2 separate regions of the Mus musculus genome follow, and region 2 is linked to region 1. Evidence: chromatin loops called from intact Hi-C (ENCODE). Cell type or tissue: heart. All regions are shown on one strand. Links, peaks and the distances in the headings refer to the core of each region. The heading gives the core; the rest is flanking DNA. Region 1 overlaps Gm33724 (a long non-coding RNA gene). Region 2 has its middle 7.3 kb from the start of Gm33774.

Region 1 (10,518 bases), core at 3,616-8,615:
ATAATTTTAACCACAGTTTTCCTGAGGCAGTAAGTTTATATGGGAAAAGAGTTCACTCTGAATCTTAAAAAAAAATTTTTTTCCCTATGGTATAATTTGCCAATCACACTAAACACACATGTCATTATCTCGTAAGCTCATAATTGCTGATTCCTCTAACCCTGACACCTCAGAACAGGTCATTCAAATTCAAGGAAGAGCTCATGGCCTCCTCAGTGCAAACCCAGCTCTACTGAGCCACAGAGACATTTGAAAAGTAACTGACTCTCCATTTCAGGTTTTGTGAATCAAGACCTTGATGCTTTCTTTAGAACGAGTTTTGTTTTGTTTGGTTTGATTTGGTTTGGTTTGGTTTAATGAAACAAGATCTCATTGTATTATCTATGTTGTTTAGGCCAGCCTTGAACTCTGGAGTCTCCTGCTTCAGCCTCCTGATGCTTCTGTGTGAAGTCAGAGGACAGCTTTCAGAGAGTTTGTTTTGACTTTTCACAATTGGTTCCAGGACTCAGACTCCAGTCCTGAGACTGCTGGCATGGCGAGTGCTTTTTCCTGCGAGCCCTCTCACTGGCCCAAGTCCTAACTTTTGTCTACACGTGGAGCTGCTGGCTTACTCTCAGCTGGAAGCGTCAGAGACCTTTCTGGTAGGTGATGGGTTTGCATGTATCTGAGTGCACGCTGGACTTCTCTCCCTTATAGTTATAAGATAAAGAGGCAGAGCAGAGAGACTAAGCTGGTCAGATGATATAAATGCCGTAGAGACAGATTTCATCAAGATCAAGAGTGGATCACAGAAGAGAACCTCAATTCCCAGCCTTTCTTATGTAATGGCACCCACAGCCAAATAATACAATATGACAGATTCCCCTGAAGGGTAAGCACATCACATTTTAAAAAATATATATGTATGTATGTGTGTTTATATAAACGTATATATATGTGTGTGTGTATATATGTGTATACATACATACATATATATATATATAAAGTTATTCAGCTATTCTTCATCTTGCCTGGACAGCCAATGGCTGATGGACCAATAGTTTGTGCCACCTATTAAAGGTCTCTGGCACAGAGAGAAATGATTATGGCAGAATGGTGCTGGGTGGGAGAGCATCCGAAGTCAACACACTTAGGTGTTTTGCGTTTGGCCACAGTCGCTCTTAACTTCTTGCCTCAGTTTCTTTGTGTGAGGCAATGGTGCTAATCACAGTACCCACTTGAAGGAGCTTCCTGAAGAGCAGAGGAGGCAGTCCATCCCAAATGCTCAGCAAGACTGTCGTGAAACAGCACTGGGTAAATGACAATTGCTGTCACTGCTGCCTTAGCTGGGGGCCAACAGTATCTCACTCCAAATTCCAAGTCTCTACCACTTCTGTTCTTGCTTACCTGCTTCTTCCCCTTCCCTAATGTGGTTGTGAATATCTAACAGGTATCAGGAAAAGAAAGCTAGCCTTGAGGCCAGAGATTCACAGCCCAGTTCCCTTTCCTCCATTCTACAAATAAATTCCTTGGTAAGTCACTTCATTACTCTGGCCTTTAAATTTCTCCTGAGTCTCCTGGGTTGACCAGAAGACTGTACTGTGGTATAGAAGTACATCCTGTGATCTCTCTCTCTCTCTCCTGTCTTTCTTCTCTCATGTGTGTGTGTGTGTGTGTGTGTGTGTGTGTGTGTGTGTGTGTGTGTGTATATACATGTGTGTATAAAACTTGAATGCCCAATACTGAAACCCAGGACAATTAACACCAGGCAAGTTAGTGCTTTCTGTTTTCTGTGAACCCAAATCCTGAAACATGCCCCCGACCTGCAGTAAGTACACACCTTCAATTTGCAGATCTTGCCTTCCCAATAGCAGAATTATAAATTGGAGCCATTTCTGCTACCTCAAGAATAGGTCTCCATAAATAGGTCTCCTAGGTAACACCTTGTTTAGCTTCATTACTCAAAGCCCTTAAAAATAATAAAACCATGCTTTTTAAATAAATAGTAATTCAGGCATCTCACTTAAGGCTCCCACTTAATTAGTGTGAATCACTAAAGTGTACCATTCACTTCTACCCACATGAAGACATTAAATGCAAACTTACACATAACCATCAAAAATACATTTTAAAAAATGTTACTTTCCAGCATCTCGGGTTGTTTTTCCCCAGCTCTATTTAGAGGTAGTTAGAAGATGCACATTCTTCTGCCTATTAAAAATTAATGCTAGCTCACATAGTCACCCAAAAATAACATCCAGAGCAACATCTCAATTTAATCCTGATCCCAGCAAGAGCTACCTTCCTCTTTCACAGTCTAAGCAGAATGTTTGCTTCTTTTCTTTCTCCTCTGTCCTCTCAGAGAGGAGGCTTTTTCTGAAGCCATCTGTCACTCCTCTGAGAGAGAAAGCTGTGTTGCTTGTGCAGAGTCCCAGGAGTCTACCCTAGCACAACGAAGGAGCCCCAGCAGGGCCGTGTAGTCCATGAGATCTGGCTGAACAAAGCCCCAGCATACAGGACACCATGGTTTTACTGTTTCATTGACACAATGCCCTTCTTTGGTGGAGCCCAGCATAGGCTGTGAGAGAAAGACTTTCCTGGAGTTTGGATACCTACAACAGGATCAACTGACTGTCTGTCCCACCTAGGGAGGAGGAAAATGATTTTTGAAGACCTGGAGAGAGCTCCCTTCTCCTTCCTGGGAATGGATGGAACAGAGCCAAGTCCAACAACTGTCCATCTTCACCAGCTTCATGTGTGTGTGATTAAAGGCTGCTCCAGGGCCAGCAACAGTACTGAGCATGAATGTACATCCTAGGGAGGGAGAGATAAATGTGGCAGGAACTTTTATTGCCTGCTGCCTTTGACAAATGACAGTGGTTAGCAGAATGAGTCAACTAACAACAAAAACAACTCGCAGGGCAGTCATGGAGCCCTTTGAAGAAAAGTGTATTTTGTCTGGTGGTGTAGCCATAACCAAAGCAAAGAAAAATGGGCCCCTGAGTAGTTTTGAACCAACTAGGCTTCCCAATGACGTTCAGTGGTAGGCCCTATAATGCCCCTAAGACACTCAGGTCTTAATCCTGGGAGGCTGGGATGCTAGTCTAATGACAAAAGGGACTTGGGCAGACATCACTATCTCATTGCTGTGACAAAAAAAAAAAGCCAACAAAAGCAACTTAAGAAAGGGAGGCTTTATTTTGACTGACAGCTAGAAATGCAGTCCATCACGCCAGGGAAGGAATGGCGGCAAGAGTGTAAAGCAGCTGATCGCATGGCCCTCTTCCCAGGAAACCAAGGCTGGCCTTGAAGCTAGTCCTCCCACTTTTGCTTTCAAGTGATGGGATTACAGGTGTGCACTACCACCCCTACCTGCAGCTTCACAGTTAATATTAACCATCACAGATAGGTAGGCTACTCCTAAGTTACCCTGTGTATGCTACATATAACCACATCATCAAAGTGTCCTTAGTAGGACTAACTACAAAAGAGCGAGCGCTAAAGGCAGTCACCAGAAGCAGTAAAAGTCATGGACAGAGCTCCTGCATGGCCTCCAGGAAAGCCGGTCCTTCAGACAGCTCGGCCCGAGCCAGGTGAAGCTGGTCTCCCATTTCTAGTCATTTTCCAGATTGCTAACACACACACTGCTGCTAGTTCTAGTTTGCTTTCAGTTGCTCTGATCAGGTGAAGCTGGTCTCCCATTTCTAGTCATTTTCCAGATTGCTAACACACACACTGCTGCTAGTTCTAGTTTGCGTTCAGTTGCTGTGATCAAACACCGTGCAAACAGCAATCTGAGAAGAAAAGGGTTTATTTCAGCTCACAGTTCATGGTCCATATTATGGGAAGCCGGGGCAGGAATCCAGAAGCAGGAACCAAAGCAGAGACTATGGAGGAGCACTGCTTTTTCGGTGTAGACTTGTTCCCCATGTTTTATTTTGTCACCAAGGGCCACCTGCCCCCAGTGGGCTGCACGCCCTCACATCAATCATTAATCAAGACAACACCCCTACAGACCAATAAGAAGGAGGCATTTTCTCAGCTCATCCTCTTCCCAGATGACCCTACCTTGGGTCAAGTTGACCTAAAACTAACCAACACCGTGTTGGTGCCGTCCTTTATTAGGGAAGCGCATACAGTTTCCAAATGCAAGACATGTTTCAGTTGCAGACCTCCCCTTGTGGCAGAGGCAAGCCTAGGAGACAAAAAAAAAAAAAAAGAACCTCCATTCTCCCCTGGGCAGACATTCCACAGACTGTGCTGCACTGGCCAGCCCTGACAGGGCTTAGGGCTGAGATGGGTGAGAAAGAGAGAGGCTTTATGGAGCAACTTTGTGCTTCACTGTCTGTGTCCACGTATTCCAATTTAACCTTTACTGTAACCTTGGATGGCAGATACAGGCACTCCAGTTTCTTTTTCTCTTTTGTGGCTCTCCTAGGGCTTGAACTCAGGTCGTGTGCATACTAGGCAGTGATTCCACCAGCTGAACCGCATATCCAGGCACTAGTTATTTCTGACTGCATGCTTTCGGTTACAAATAATGGAAAATTCCATGCAAATATGCTCAAGATATTTTATCGAATTATTTTATGAAAGCAAGGCATTTGGAGCAGCTCAGCTTCTGAAGATAATTGCTGCTAGGCCTGAGTTCAGTTCCCAGGACCTACATGGTAGAAAGAGAACCAGCCCCTGAAAGTTCCAACCTCTACGTGTGTGCCATGTATGCATATGTAGATTTGCACATGTGCACACAATAAATGGAGAGGGGGTGGGTTGTCAGCTTCGGTTAAAGTAGGGTTTGAAGTAGGGCTGCCTTCTGCCTTCTGGGGACGACTGCTCTAGGAAGGACTGTTCTCATGACCTAAACAATGATCCAAGAAAGGTGGTTTTGCTTTCTCTCCATTTCTCAGCTTCATTTCATTAGTTCTACCCACAACCGGTTCTCGATGACCCCAAGATGGCCACTGATGCTCTCAACCCAGAACCAACTGAGAAACAAGCAATAAGAAGGACAGGAGGAACTCAAGTGTTTCTGGCTTATGGCAAACTATGCACCCCTCACCTAGCACTGAAATTGGAATCACCTCCATTCTTCTAGGTTCTAGAAGAATGTGCCGGAGAATGGGAGGGAGGGTGACTCCTCACAGGATGTTGAAGATGGTGGTAGAAAGGGGAGAATGGATATGGATTATGGACAAAGAGGATACGAGGAGCCAACAGATGAGTGCAGAATTAATGACTTTTGGATTGCATTGCTTTTTGAGCTGAAATGAGAAATTTTTCTACCCTCCTTAATATTTCCTGGGGTGAATAACCTTATGAGAGCTACTTCCTTAGTTGGGGGACATATGACACCTCATACAACTTATTATCCTGGGAACAAGGCTCTTCCTTAAGCCTACAGAGGTGTTGAGATGCCAGCTCTTGCCTGTGTTTCCTGTCTGTGCTTCAGAGCCACAGTGCTGCCTTTGAGAAATCACAGGCCATTTGCCTATTCTGTAGATTATGACTATTCCTCCTTTCCTTCACACTACTGCCCACCCTGTAGCATCCCTTGCTTGTTAATATCTTGCCCTGAAGAGGAAGAGGAGGAGGAGTAGAGGGGCAGGTGGAAGGAAGGGAGGGGAAAAAAGGAAGGAAGAAGGGAGGGGAAAGGGGGAAGGGGGAAGGGGGAAAGGGGAAAGGGGGAAGGGGGAAGGGGGAAGGGGGAAAGGGGAAAGGGGGAAGGGGGAAGGGGGAAGGGGGAAGGGGGAAGGGGAAAGGCCAAATTAACCAGCTTACTCTTAACCAATGCTGAGAGATTTCAAGAAGAAAGGAGAAAGGAAATTATGGCTGGGGGGATATCTTGAATTTCCACTCTCTGTGATAACTCTATCCCTACCCTGTCTTTCTTAGAGATCCCCCAGATAGCTGAACTCAGAAAAGCATATGTTAAGAAATCCCAAGGAGCCGGGCGTGGTGTTGTACACCTTTAATCCCAGCACTTGGGAGTCAGAGGCAGGCGAATTTCTGAGTTGGAGGCCAGCCTGGTCTACAAAGTGAGTTCCAGGACAGCCAGGGCTACACAGAGAAACCCTGTCTCAAAAAACCAAAAGCAAACAAACAAAAACCCAAAAAACAAAGAAAAAAAAAAAAAGAAATCCCAAGGAGTCCAGGAAAGTTTCCTTAGCCAACCAGACATATCTAGTGGCTTTATTCTTCTCTGCTCTTCATTTTCCAGGTGTCTCAAGTAACCGAGAAAGCTTGTGCTCAGGAGTTATGCCACCACCCTCAGGGTTATTATTCCAAACCCAGTGATGCTTACAAACATATCCCCGTGTGGTAGTGCCCCGCCTCAATCCTGTGATGTTTGTGGAGATTCACCTTTCCAGAGGAGAAAACAACAATGGTTAGTTGTCTTAGCTGGTCACATGATCAAATACGTGATCCTTCTGCCCCAGCCCCCTGCGTGAGGGATCAGACCCAACTTCAAGTAACTTTTTAAAGTAAGCTTTTTGGAAAATCAGGACAATTGTTTTGAAATATACTGAAAGGAGAACTGAAGTTTCCTCATGAATAGAAAGCAGATAATCACCACAGCAACCACTAACTAGCAAACAAAGCCAGGGACAGAGCCAAGATGCAGGCCAGTAGGCAGGACTCTCACCAGCTCTGTGAGCACGCATGCAGATGCCACATCAGGACTTCAGTATCTTCCATTAGCTCTCCACCCAAATGCCTTGAGGCAGAGCCTGCTGACCAAACCAAAAGCTCTCCATTCAGCTACTCTGGCCAGCCAGCAATCTCTTAGGTTCCACCTGCCCCCACCCCAAGGTGTTGGAGATATATGGAGATATAGGTACGGAAGCCATGCCTGGCTATAAATAAATAATAAATAAAATAAATTAAAAATAAAATGGGTGCTGGGGATTTGAACTCTGGCCCTTATGCTTTCAGACCAGACACTCTTACCATTGAGCCATTTCCCCAGTCCCAGTTCTCTCTCTTTTTCTTTAACAAATTTTTCAGCTGGGTGTGATGGTTCACACATTTAGTTCTAGCACTCAAGATGCGGAGGCAGGCAGATCTCAAGGCCAGCCTGGTCTACAGAGTGAGTTCCAGGACAGCCACGGCTGTTAAACAGAGAAACCCTGTCTGGAAAAACAAAACAAAATAAAACAAAACAAACAAACAACATTTTCCTTAACATCTAGAAACAAGCCATTTTCTCAACTTCTCCCAAGCACAGGGATGGAGCAGAGATTTCACCTTCCTCTCAGGAGCAGTGAGAGCCGCCATCTGGGCAGCCCTTTTACAACATCCTCTGAATGACAGAGGCTTTGGGTTCTGCTGTACAGTGGATGGAAATATTTTCAAATCCAGACCGTGTCCCTGCACTGGGACACAGCCCTTCCTTTTACCATCAGGTGCTTTGGCTCATGTCACCTGAATGTTTTCAGGCAGAGAGTTATGCAGTGAAGCTCCCAGCGATGCTCAGAAGGGTCACAGCAGTGCATCCTGTCAGCCACACCAGCGAACCTATTCCCATACCTGCATAAGGTGGTCTGCACTTGCAACAGAAAGAAGACAGGCTCAGAGCACCTTTGTGTTGCGCCCACCTCAGTCTGCAAGGAAGACACAACACGGCTGGATTCTTCTCAACAGCCTTTATTGCAGGAACGCCTCGATGCTGCTATGAGGACCTCGGGCACCCAGGGAGGTCTGCTTATATACTCTCAGCCCCCATCCACTCACGGCAGGCCATGCCACCTCACCAGGCATGTAGCTTCAGCCAATCAGGGCAGCAGGGGCATGTCTCCACCAAATATGGACTTGTTTACACCGCCAGCATCATGGTACACCTGCTCAGCTCTCATGATGGTCGTGGCTTATTTTCAGGTGTATGAGGAAGTCAGGTGCAAGTCATAAGACTTAGCTGCAGTCCCGGGCGCCATCTTGGGACTGCTGCCACACCCGCTCCTCACACCTTTGCACTTGTGTGATACAGGAAAGTAAAGAATTATCAGGGCACAGTCATGTCTCCGGGAAGCATGTGCCCCCACAACCATCACAGAGCTCTTCTGAGAACTAAAACCATAATGTAATGTGGGTGTGCTTATAAACTATGCTTCCGTTCTGAATGATGATATTGGTGATGGTGATTCCTGAACTCATTCTTTTTTAGTGATTTTCCATCACTGTGGCAAAGCCCTGTGCTGACCTACTTACAACCAACAATAAAGGGTTACTTGGTTAAGAGTGCCGTGTGTTCTTCCAGAGGTTACGAGTTCAATCTCCAGCAACCACATGGTGGCTCACAACCACATGGTGGCTCATACATCTTCTAAAAGGCTTATTTGGCTCCTAGATCTACTGGTTTGACTCCATGATTGGTTGTCACTATGGCTTTCTGTGGCAAACCCATGGTGGAACAAAACTACTTACCTCATGGTGAGGGAAAAAAGAGGGGACTGGGTTCCAACACTTCCCCTGAGGACACAATTCCCACTGATCTAAAAGTCTCTCACTCGCCCCCGTGTGACTGTCTCCACCACCTCTCCACAGCTTCAAGCTGAGGCCTGTGAGGGACATTCCAGACCCATGCTCCAGCATGTACCTCCCTTCTGAGGGCTACAAGTAGACAATGAATAAACGGAGTCTGGGAGAGAGTAGATTACAGTTGCACCCACAGGCAAGATTCCTCATGAGGGCAGCTTGCTCCAGGAAACTCTTCAGTCTCAATTCTGCTCATATCTGATTGACCACACAGCTGTCTTCCATCCCCATGGAGGGAGGGACATACGTCTATCCACAGCCACTGTCCTTTTCAGGTCCTTCTGCCAGCTTGGGATTGAAAATACCTGGTGTGGGCTATGTGACTTCATTTGCATCTCTAATGTCATTGTTGACCTAGTACAGGCACTGGGTCCTATGCAAAGTGCTGCATCTCTGCCGCATGACGTCATCCTCAGGGCAGATGTCAGTCAGATAAGTTGTGGCTGCCACCATTATCTCAGTTTTACATAGGAGGAAACTGAAGCTCGGAAAAGAGTGACTGTAAATTTCCCAAGGTTGCAACCCTAGAAAAGGGACAAAGTCACATTTCTCAGCAGCAGGACACACCTGACTGGGAGTTCTCTGACTCTCTAGCATCAGTGCCTCTCCGCCCCAGAAGACCTGAGAGATTTAGTCAGGCTAAGTTGTCTTCTCCAGCCCAGAGGCTACAGGGCTCTTTTATTCTGGAGCCTCCTTCAGAAGAGGTGTTCACTGAGACCTGTAGTTTCATCTGGAATTCTAGAAGAGAATTTACTCCCTGAAATCTAGCAGGTTCCCAGATGAAGGAGGGGAGCGGACCTTTGCATCAGCCACAGCTCAGAAACGGAGGCTTAATTGCCCTGCAAGCAGCTTGTTAGAGGCCGCGTTGGCAGATGAGGAGAACAGCCATAGAATCAGCCAATTAAGCAGCCAATGGTGCTGAACTAAATGTGACCTCCGACTTAATTGTGGATGTTGTTTCTCAGCAGTTTCTCACCAGTATGGATTGGAGGAGAGAAAGGAAGGGTGAGGGGAGGGTGAGTGGGAAGGGGACGGGTTGGCTCTCCTTTGTTAAGGGGATCCAGGGATTTCCAGCACAGGAAAGTTGGTGACAAAGTAAGTAGCCTGTCTCTCTGCTACAGCCCCAGCAGGCAGATGGAGGTCCTAGGCGGAGGATAAAGAATGACCCAGGCCTATCAGGTAAAGGAAGTGTTTCTCCACAGGCCTGAGGCTGAGTCTCAGGGGCACATTTCTCAGGAGGAGACAAGAGCGAGGCAGGCCTAGGCTGCACTTTCCAGCTCACACACAGAAAGGAAACTTCTCTCTCTTCAGCGCTCATGCTAATAGCTCGCTGACTGGGGAGTCCGCCATCCCCACCCTCATCCCCTCCATACGTCAGAAAGGTACCTGAAGCACCGTATCCAGAATCACACGAACCCTGAGAACTGTGGGGTTAAGGGTTCAGACAGAAGGAGCTGATACAATCTCCATGTCTAACAGGAGCTGCCAATCTGGCTCCTTCTGGCCTGCTCCGGGGCGGGGAGGCTGGGGAGGCACAGTGCTTGGGTTAACCTACAAAAAGTGGAGCAGCCTACAGCATCAACAGCAGCCTCAGAATCAACCCCAGTTCTAAGGCCAGGTCCCCTAGAGAACTCCAGCAAGGCCCCAGCATGGCTGGTCTGCCACTGAGAAACCCCTCCCAGGGCAAGCCTGACTCCAGAACACCAATGCTGTTGTCTGGACTGTCACTGCGCCCAGAGGCCCTTCCTATCCAACTCTGACTCTTTGCTATGTGTTTTTCTTTCATAGACAACAGACTCCACCCATCTCCCAATAAGCCTCCCGAACTCTGTAATTTTTAAGACAGAGTTGGTGTGCCCCAAACTGGCTAACCGGAAACTCATAATCCTTCTCCCTCTGTAACTATACACCACCAAGCCCAAGTCTTGTTTCTTCACTTGGTCTGTGTGTCTGTGTGTCTGTCTGTCTGTCTATATGTCTCTCTCACTCTGTGTGTGTGTGTGT
Region 2 (10,518 bases), core at 2,043-7,042, 74 kb after region 1:
TAAAGATGCAAACAACATTCTTAGTCCACAGACTGTACAAATATAGGAATCAGGGGCTGGAGAGATGGCTCAGTAGTTAAGAGCACTTGTTCCTCTTGTAGAAGACCTTGGTGCCCACAGTGGTTCACAATCATCTGTAACTCTAGGTCTAGAGGATCCAACACCATCTTCTGGCCTTCGTAGACACTAGGAACACAAGTGGTGTACATATATACATGTAGGCCAGATGTTTATACACATAAATATAAATAAATGGATATGTAAATAAATGTCTCTTAAAGATAGGTAGCAGGATTGGGAGGCAGAGGCAGGCAGATTTCTGAGTTCAAGGCCAGCCTTGTCTACAAAGTGAGTTCCAGGACAGCCAGGACTACACAGAGAAACCCTGTCTCGAAAAAAACCAAAAAACAAAAAAACAAAAAAATAAGTAGCAGGCTGGATTTGACCTGCAGGCCATCATCTATCCGCCCCAGCTAAGCCACTGAAGTTAGATAGTTTGCTCTTTGCAACAATACAATGAAGTTACCTGACAGAGTCAATATAGTTTCACAGATATTTTTTAAAGTGGGACAGGGACCAGCTACAGCCTGACCTCAAATTTCCAATCCTCCTGTCTCAGACTCTGCTGGTTTGGGATTAGAAGCATGTACCACCAAGCTCAACTTCTGTGGTACACATTCTGACGACTTTATGGACGGCCGGCATGGCAAGGAAGAAGATGCAGTCCTTCGTCTCTGGGGATTTGCAATCTAATTTGGGACTCACAAGACTTCCACAACTGTATTTTTGATTATTTAGTTTCACAGTGTAGGGGATTGAACTCATGTCGGTACATATACTCAGAAAGCACATACTGAGTCAGCATATACTTGTCCTTTAGATAAATTTTAATTTGATCTTCATTAACAATGCCACAACAGCCAGACCGTGGTAGCACACGCCCTTACTCCCAGCACTTTAGATGCTGAGGCAGGTGCATCTCTGCGTCCAAGGCCAGCCTGGTCTACAGAGTGAGATCCGGGACACCCAAAGCTACACAGAGAAACCTTGTCTGGAAAAACAAACAAACACTACAACAAATTAAAATGGCTCATTCTTTTGTTAGAGGTGATAGAACGGAAGCCCAAAGACAGCAAGCACGTGACCCCAGATCACAGAGCTAAACTTTAGACTAAAACTCCCAACTTAAGCTGAGCCCTGGGGACCCAAGGATTATGTCAAGTGGACCTTCCCTGGTGCAGCTCCCACCAACACGGTGGTGTTGGGAGACGCCCATCTCCTTTCCCAGGTACCCAGGAGAGATGAACCCTGCCCTCCCAGGTCTGTGGGCACCAAGGTCACCAGTTCTCACGCCTGACACCTGGATTCAGGTGTGAATCTGAGCCCTTCAGAATGAGGACAGACCCTCTGAACCCTCTGGATTCACCTTGAGCTGACAGGGCTCTGACTGCCAGTTAATTTGATCCATTTGCTCCTTCAACCTAAGCTATCCCTTTGGTGGAGAAAGCACAAAAGACTTTCGGTCTTTTTGATAATCCGCAGGGACAAACAGGGTAAGCTTGAAGTTGGGAGAAATAAGCTAGCCAACGAAGGAGATAAAGGAATCAGGTAGTTAAAGATGCAGTTCAGAACCAGAACTCCATCACCCTCTACAGATAATGAGAAAACAACTAAGAAAGAAAAACAGGCACAGAAAGGAGGAGCCCCAAAGCCAGGTGGTGAGGCACCCCTGTAATCCAAGCATTTGCAGTAAAGGCAGGAAGATCAGAAGTCCAAGGTTATCATTGTTACTTGTAGCAAAATCCAAGACACCCTGGTATATATGAGACCTAGTCAAAAGAAGAGGGAGAGGGAAGAAGGGCAGGTAATGGGGGGAGACACACATAAATATAATGTTTCCTTTTATATATGGACAGTAAGTCACACACACACACACACACACACACACACACACACACACACACACACACACACACTGGATGTGAAAGCAGAGGCAGGCCCACCATGGGGCAGGGAGAGAAGAAGAGAAACGAGAAGATAATGGTTATCTGTTTGACAACAATATCAAAGCCTATTATTTTGCATGCTTGTGTGTTATGTTTTAATTAATAAACAAAGCAACAGAGTGGAGAACAACGCAGGCAGCAAGTCGTCATTTCACACAGAGAAGCAACAAGCAGACATAGCCCGTTAGAGAGGATCTGGGGACTGAGGCACCAGCGAGCCCTTCTCAGTGAGAAAAAGCTACTTGATGTTTAAATACAACCACTCAAGAAACTGCTCAAATTAGAGAACCAGGGATGTGAGGCGCAGAAGTAAAAGGACTAGCAATAAACATCGAATTCAATTAAATACAGAATGAGGACAAACCCTCTGGAGCATAAATGAATGCAAATCAGAACATAGATGCTATAAACCCAAACAAATTAAAAATCAGAGAAGCAGCAGAATCGAGAGATAAGAAAAGACGTGGGGGCAGGAAGGCATCTCACCGCCTGGCTGGGGTTCACAAACCACTCTCCTAAATTTCCTACTGAGGTGTTTTGTTTTGTTGTTTTTTTCTTTCTTTTTCTTTTTCTTTTTCTTTTTCTTTTTCTTTTTCTTTTTCTTTTTCTTTTTCTTTTTCTTTTATTGAGTCCTAGCTGCTCTGGCAGCTAGGTACATCAAGCTGCCATGATGTTGCCTGAGTCTTCCTGCCTCTGCCTCCTGAGAGCACGGGTTACAGGCGGGCATCATGATGCGAGTCCTTTCCCTTAGTTTTCATCCGTGTAGTTTTCTAGACTGGAATGGTATTTTAAGGACTTTTATTGTTATTTTAATTGTGTATAGGATGTGGTAGGAGTGAGTATATGCATGGAGGTCGGGGGAGTTCCGAGGACAGAGAGATGTCCGACGCTCCTGGAGCTGTCGTGACAGGCAGCTGACATGGGTCCTAGGAACCAAAATTAGTTCCCTGCAAATGCAGTATGTGCTCCTGGCCACTGAGCCGGCATTACCCTGGGCCACTGGAATAGTTAAAGAGTTAGTGCATCTTCACATCAGGAGACTAATAGGTCCATTTATTTCAGCGTCTCTCCTTTCTTCTGCTAACGCTCGGGTAAACCCAATACTTTTAAACTTTCTTTGTTTATTATTATATGTGGGGTAGAGGGGCAGGGGAGCACATGAATGCCTCAAAAGTCAGGACAAGTCAGTTCTCTGTTCCTATTTTTTCGTGACTGAATCCAGGTCTGCAGGCTTGTGCAACAAGTACCTTTAGCCACTGAGCTATGGTGTCCACCTTCCCTTTAAAATGATGTCTTAAAGCATTTGCAGTGTCACCGTGTTGCTGAAAAGTGATTCTATGTGTACATACACACAGAATATGTATGTGTCTAGAATACATGTCAGCTGTTAGCCACTGGCTATTTTCAGATGGTAACAACAATAGCTCACTCTTATTATGGTCTCAGTATGAGTCAAGCATTGTCTCCAAGCCCTTCACATGAATCGTTTGCTTCGGAAAGAGTGGGCACACTCGGGGATCCATTTTACAAGGGAGGAACCTGGAGCGTGGTGATGCCTCCTGCAGTTTACATGCCAGCCAAGGGTTGGGTTATGAATCAAAACCAGGAGCCCGGGCTGTAGAGTCTGTGTGTTTAGTCACTGCTGTACGTGTTCTCCGTAGGATAGCTAGGCCTCGGGTGGTTTTCATTGTGTTTGAAATTTTAATTGATGATCATGTGCGACTTTTTTTTTTTTAAGGTCAAATGGTGAAAGGGCTCAGTGGGTGAAGGCAGTTGTCTCTGACAGCCAGAGTTCCATCCCCAGAAGCCAGAGTAAGAGAAGACTAACACAAGTTGAGTTGTCCTCTGATCTCCAACGTCCACTGTGCTATGTTCACACAAACAAACACACACACACACACACACACACACACACAGAGAGAGAGAAAGAGAGAGAGAGAGAGAGAGAGAGAGAGAGAGAGAGGGGGGGGGGGAATAAATAAGTGATTTTAAAACTCTGTTTAAAAGGTCATTAAGCTCCTGCATGTTACCCAAGCTCACAGAGCAGAGCTAAGTGATTGGTGTTCCTCTCCTCTCACAAATCTAGGCAGGCTCCCTGGAGGAGGTGAGAGAGGAAGTTCAGCAGAGTAACTCATCCACAGCCCACCCAGGCTTTGGAGCCATCGATAGGCTGAGATTTTAATGCTCGTCATTGCGAAAGAATGACTCAAGATTTTTACTGACTGTGTAAATTAGCAGGAAGAAAGGAAACGCCTTCATCCCGATGGGGAGAGAGCACGCAGGAGAGAAGAGGTCAAGAGGGCCCAGCCATACACAGTCAGGAACCCAGGTGACTGTACGGCCGAACAATTTACCCAACAGACACAGCTTCATTTGAAATGACACACGTCCCCAGTGTGAGCCACTCCTCATCCAAGCACTGGCAGTAAAGGCAGAAACGGAGAGCAGCTCCCAGGAGGGGGAGGAACATCTATTTCGTGTCATCTGGGAATGGCACCCATCTACAGTCCTATCTCTTTGACAGTGTGACTCTAAAGCCTCTGTCACTGTCACTCAAAGGAGAATGTAATGACTAAAGGAGAGAAGGGCCACCGGTGCCCAGCCCCTGACACAGAGACAGAGAGGGACAGAGAAGTTAATAAATAAAACAAGAGCCCGAAGGGAAGAGCCTGCTTTGTCAGAATATAAATATTTCCCTTCCCCTTTTATCTTTAATGTAGTGTGAGAAGCTTATTAAAGGGAAATGCCTGCTGTCCCTGGAGCCCTCGCGGGAGCTTGTGGGAAGCTGCACACTCGGCCTGAGCACAGGCTTCTAAACTCTTCCCTGCTGGAAGCGAGTGGAGAGTGTGGAGCAATAAAGAAGGGCTGGGGAAGAAAGGGAAGCCATTGTGGCCACTAGAATCCTGATCTGGATGGGCCTGGCATCACATTCTGTTCGTCACTGGAAGCCGCTGAGAGATAGATGGTGGCTGAGGAAGGCCCGTTTGCTCAAGGATTTGGCCTCAAATTCAGAGAGATGCTCACATTTCTAGACTTACCCTCGGCAGCGCTAGAAGAGGGACACCGGGTTTAGACAAAGGAGGGTTTGTCCACAGGGGTGAGCGAGGGAGCACTCTGGGGATCCACAGAGGAGCCTCTGTGGTTGCACCCTCATATTTACAAGACAGCTGACATAGGCAGTCCCAATGTCCAGCCAAAAACATCCTGTTCCTGCAGAATAGAGAACGCTCCCCCTTCATGGCTTTCTTAAAAACCTTAAAAGGGGGTGGGCACAGACCTGCGCCTCATAGATATCCAGCATGCTACTTTTGGTTTTGAGATAAGGTCTCAGGTAGCTCATGTTGGCCTTGAAGTCACCATATAATCAAGGAAGGCACTGAACTTTATACCCGCTACCTCAAGGACCGGGACTGCAGGGATGTGTGCGGTGCTGGGACTGAACCAGGTTCCGCGTGCATACTGGGTAAATACCAACTGAGCTATGCTTCCAGCCAGAAACCCAATAAGTTTGAATGGCTTTCCATAAGGCTGTGCTGATTTTGTGTAACACCCTCGTCTATCTGTAAGGACAAGCACAGGGCCTGGCTCACACGGCTTTGAAGAAAGGTAAAGATCCATATGGCATTTGATAACAATGAAAATGTTAATTTTTTTTTTCCTGTTCACCATTTCTGCTGGGGTCTTCTGTTCTGGTCAGGATTTGAGTTCTCTTGGGCTTTGGGGACTATCAACATTGCCAGCATCTGGAGATATTCAGTCATGTGACTAGAGAAAGCCAGGAGGAAGGCCATTCATGCATCAGGTGCCACAGTAGGGGGCAAAGAGAAGAGCTAACGTTTGCTGCCGGAGGATGTTTCTATTACCTCATTTTTCTCGATAACTCTCCCAAGAGAGCTGGCCCTGGCCACTTAATTCTATACCACCCTCCTCCCGACCCTACCCCAGCCACACTCCCATGGATTCTGGTTACATCGATGTCTTCAGTGGAACAGAAAGACATTTTTAAAATCTGCCTTCCTAGCTCCTTAATGCTTAAACCACATATGACCTCATCGAGGGTGGAGCTTAGGTACCACCCCATCATGCCTGGTGCAGAACTTCTTTTCATCACTCAGCCTTCCACCCTCCCCATGTTGATGTCATTTGGGGTCTCTCTCTCTCTCTCTCTCTCTCTCTCTCTCACACACACACACACACACACACACACACACACACCCCTTAGGATCCCACTAAGTTGGAATAAAGACTCCACCACAAGTCCACAGACCGAATCCTTGCTAAGTCTACCACACTCCCCATCTTCAGATCATAACATCTTATGGCAATACTTGAATACCTGTGCTGCAGACAAGCATCGATTCGGGATGGTGAAGAATGCTTAGCTGTTTCCCAGGTAGCTCCTCACCCATGCTTCCAAACACTGCCTGGGATCGATTTGAGTTACCTGATTTAATATTGCCCTCATGCTCGAGCCCACCCAGCCTCCCCTGGGCTGCACTGGGAGCTTGGAACCATGAGAGGGCCTACATTCCAGGGTTCCCACAAACTTTGTAGAGGAGGAGGCCTGGGGGCGGGGTGGCACACCTGTATCTGAGGGACGATTGTACAGAAGAGGGATTAAATATGTACTATAAAGATCAATGGGAGCCTTGGGGAGGCCCAGTCCAGTTCGATATAATGAAGGACTTTTTAACAATTAAAGCTGTCTTAAACAGAGTGAGAGCCGTCAAGGATAGCCTTCCCTTTCATGAAGTTCAGGCGAAGGTGAACTCTCACCAGGCAGCATGGCTCATTGGCCAGCAGCAGCCTATACTCCTGACACTTGGCAGTGGGATCAAGTCTGGAGTCAGACCGAACAGATTCGAACCCCAGCCCCAAATGCCCCAAATGTCACTAGCTTCACAAGCTTGGATAAACTATTCAGCCTTTCTAAAACTCCATTTCTCTCTCTCTCTCTCTCTCTCTCTCTCTCTCTCTCTCTCTCTCTCTCTCTGTGTGTGTGTGTGTGTGTGTGTAGATAGATAGATAGATAGATAGATAGATAGATAGATAGATAGATAAAACATATTACAAGAAATGGGGTATAGTTTAGTGGAAAATGATTTAAGTATTTTAAAATGATGTACAAGGGGTCCAGTATTGGTCCCAGCAACACAAAATACAAATTGGTATTATTTTTTTCATGGTAAGAGAGGGTCTAGCAGTTAAGAGCACTTTTCTAAGAGACCCAGAATCAGTTCTCAGCACCCACATGGCTCTTTGAACTCTTCTGTAACTTCAGTTACAGGGCATCAGATGCCCTCCTCTGGTCACCGTGGAGATCCAGGCACACAAGTGGTACACAAACATATATGCAGCCAAAATAGACATTACATATAAAATAAAATTTAAATAAAATGAAAACATACTAGGGGGCTAAAGACATAGTTTAGCTGTTCAGAGCACTTGTTGCTTTTGTAGAGGACCCAGATTTGATTCCCAGAACCTACACAGTGGCTCACAGCCATCCAAGACTCTCAAATTCCAGGGGATCAAAATCTCTCTGGCCTCTACGAGCCATGTACACACATGGTACACATACATACATGTAGGCAAGGCACTCATATGTATAAAATAAAATGTTAGAAAATACGTTTTGAAAATATATTAGGACTGGGTGTGCAGAGGCAGAGGCAGAGGCAGAGGCAGACAGATTCCTGTAGATTCAAGGCCCAGCCTTGTGTACAAAGTGAGTTATAGGCTACCAGGCCTGCCTCAGTTGTGTGTGTGTGTGTGTGTGTGTGTGAGTGTGATGTAGCTAGATGGCTGAGTGGGTAAAATAAAGTGCTTCCCACTAAGCCTGACAACTTGAATTGGATCCCCACCCATGACCCACACAGTTCTCCTCTGACCTCCACACAAGTGCCATGGTTTTCAATTAACACAGATGCACACAGAAACAAAAAAACAAACAAGTAATAATAAAACAAGTCATGTTAAATTTTCAGGACAACTGTAAAGTTTTTGGAGAGAGGTTTGTTTTTGTTTTAAAAACAAAAATGCATATTAAAAATCTTGGGGTTGAAGAGAGGGCTCAACAGTTAAGAGAACTGGCTTTTTACAGAGGGCCAGAGTTCAGTCCCCAGCATCCATATGATGGCTAATAACCATCTATGACTACAATCCTAGGAGATCTGATGCCGCTCCAGGCCACAAAACAAAACAAAACAAAACAAAACAAAACTGGCTGCCATTACTTGTTAAAACACAAAATAACATTTTTATAATTAATTGGTTTGGTTTGGTTTGGTTTTCATTGGTAGGAATAAAGGCCAGGGCCCTAAATATGTTAGGCAGGGGCTGTCTGGATGAGCTCCACACCCAGCCTGTAATTAACTGACAATTGGGTTTTAAGGATGGTCATACACACAGGGGAGGCCATTATTGATCAGTACAGAGACCACTGAGCAGAATCTTGCAGTGGGGCAGACTGTGCTTAACCCCTGTAATAAATCTTTATTCTGTATACATACATAACTACAAAGTGAGCACATTCAGAAACTGTGAAGAGAAATCTATTTTAACATTTAACTGCATGGTGTGAAAATGGGAGGGAGTAGTAGAAGACAGCAGATTGTTAAGCCACGGATACTTAGGAAGCAGCCGCTGGTGCCAGCTCTCCCGGATACAGGATAGTTTTGATGCAGGTGCTGTTGCCAGGGCTCACCAGGCAGCCAGCATGGCTTCTGGCCTTTCTTTTGCAAATATATCCACAAGTGAGGGACACCAAGAGCAGTCACCCTCATCAGCTTTCTCCCTGGGACTCCCCGAAGCCACCCCCAAACAACACTGCTCTTGAAGAGGTCAGGGCAGCATTCCTCAGACTGTGTTAATCTAGACTGTGGTGTGGGGCACTCAGAATACATGGGTGGGACAATGATAGAGAAGCAGGCTGAGGTGAAGATGCTCGCCCCTGACCTCCCTGTTTTCCGTTTCCCATCAGCTCAGCCTCTGAGCCGAGTGTGGTCACATTGATGAACTGATGTTGCTAGAAGTGAAACTGGGATTTTTTTTTTCCTTATTTACAAGTAGCCCAGTTCTTGCCAAGAGACTTATACCTAAAATGGACATGGGTGGAAATAAACTGGAAGGCCTAAAATATTTTTTCAGTGGGGTATAAGCACCCAGACTTGGATAAGCAATCACTTTCAACAGCTCTTACAGGTTATAGCAACTCATGAAGATCCATCTCTGTGGCCTATTAGTTCATCAGAAATGTTCCTACGGAGGGAAGCCCAGCTTCACTCTGCCCATTTCCTCCTGTAATGTTGTAATTCTCAGTGCACACAGAGCATGTTGGTGACCTTCTGAGGAACCACCAGCCTCCATCTCATATCTTCCTAAGTTGCTTCTTTAAACCTTTACCGATGGTAATTACTATTCATTGATCATTTACGGCCTGACAGATACTGCACCACAATCCCAGGAGCCAGCGGCTACAGTGATTATTATCACTCTGCAGACAGGGAAACTGAGGCTTCAAGAAGCAACGTGTTCAAAGCCACACAAGCTACAAAATAAGAACTAAAACTCAAACCATGGGCTTTCACCCATACCTCCTCAAACACACCCATAAGCAGAGAGCTGGGGTCCCTACTGGACCACACGAACCGTCCCTGAGCTGTCTTGCCTTTTTTTCAGCCGTAAAATTGAGCTTACAAAATACTTGGTTGGAAAACTCTCTCCTGTCTCTTAGCCGAGTGACAAATGTGAGCTGGTCACCAGAGGAGATGGCCTATGTGCTTTATAATGATCCAGTCTCCCACAGACACGCTATACTACTGATGACGTCCTCTTGGGACAGCTGGCCACGGAGGTGCCAGACAGAAATGCAGCCTCATGGAGCATTGCTCGGAAAACCTGAGTTGATTGTTTCTCTCTAGGGCAGACAGCCTCATGCTCTTAAACGTCACCCCCTTTCTTCCTGACCGTCACCCCTCCTCCCGCTTCTTATTCAAGGAAAAGTTTGGGTTCAAAGTTTGTTCCTTACTGTCAGTAGGATCTCGGACCTCTCTGTGACTTCGTATCCTCATCTATAACGTGGATAGAACAAAGAGTAGCCACTTGCAAGGGCTACTGTGGACCAAGGTTCAGGAAGTGAGGGGTGGGCAAGATGTCTCTGGCATGATGAGCATAAAATAAATGTTAGCAGATCATAAAAATAGTAAGGATCTGGCTAGGCCCAGACGCTGGAGTGGGTCAGCTGGCTCACTCCCAACAGCTCAGCTGGGATTTAAGTCAGGACCTCCATCCCAGGGTGCCAAGACAAAGCAGGACCAATAGGCCTTTAGAGTAGGACTTTAAAGCAGGGGCCATCTCTCAGGGCCTGGACTAATTTTGTAAATGGGAAGCTGGGGAAGAAGAGGGGTGAAGTTTCACAGGGAGACCAAAGCGCCTTTTGCCAAAGTGAGAAGTCTGTCGCTGTTCTCTGTTTATCTCTTCTTTAGGATGTTTCCTCTGCTTTCAGGGCTGT

What was found. Hi-C counts contacts between places; a loop is a spot of excess contacts. Peaks named below come from ENCODE experiments on the same cell type or tissue, not always from the same donor. Only the 100,000 strongest peaks of a DNase experiment are listed, where the experiment ranks them.
Region 2: it touches region 1 in a loop (5-fold over the local background); 1 of 42 quality-filtered maps calls a loop at or near these places.

The regions. Positions count from the first base shown.
Region 1 is chr1:59,385,357-59,395,874 of GRCm38, forward strand. Gm33724 (a long non-coding RNA gene) reads right to left here. Exons shown (of 3, transcript XR_865453.1): 3 at 7,890-9,038. Among named protein-coding and RNA genes, the nearest start is that of Gm51625, 22 kb to the left of the region's middle. In heart, for the core only: no CTCF peak of the experiment used is centred there; a DNase peak (open chromatin) is centred at 6,615; H3K27me3 peaks cover 1,790 bases.
Region 2 is chr1:59,460,702-59,471,219 of GRCm38, forward strand. No RefSeq gene overlaps it. Among named protein-coding and RNA genes, the nearest start is that of Gm33774, 7.3 kb to the left of the region's middle. In heart, for the core only: no CTCF peak of the experiment used is centred there; no DNase peak of the experiment used is centred there; H3K27me3 peaks cover 2,581 bases.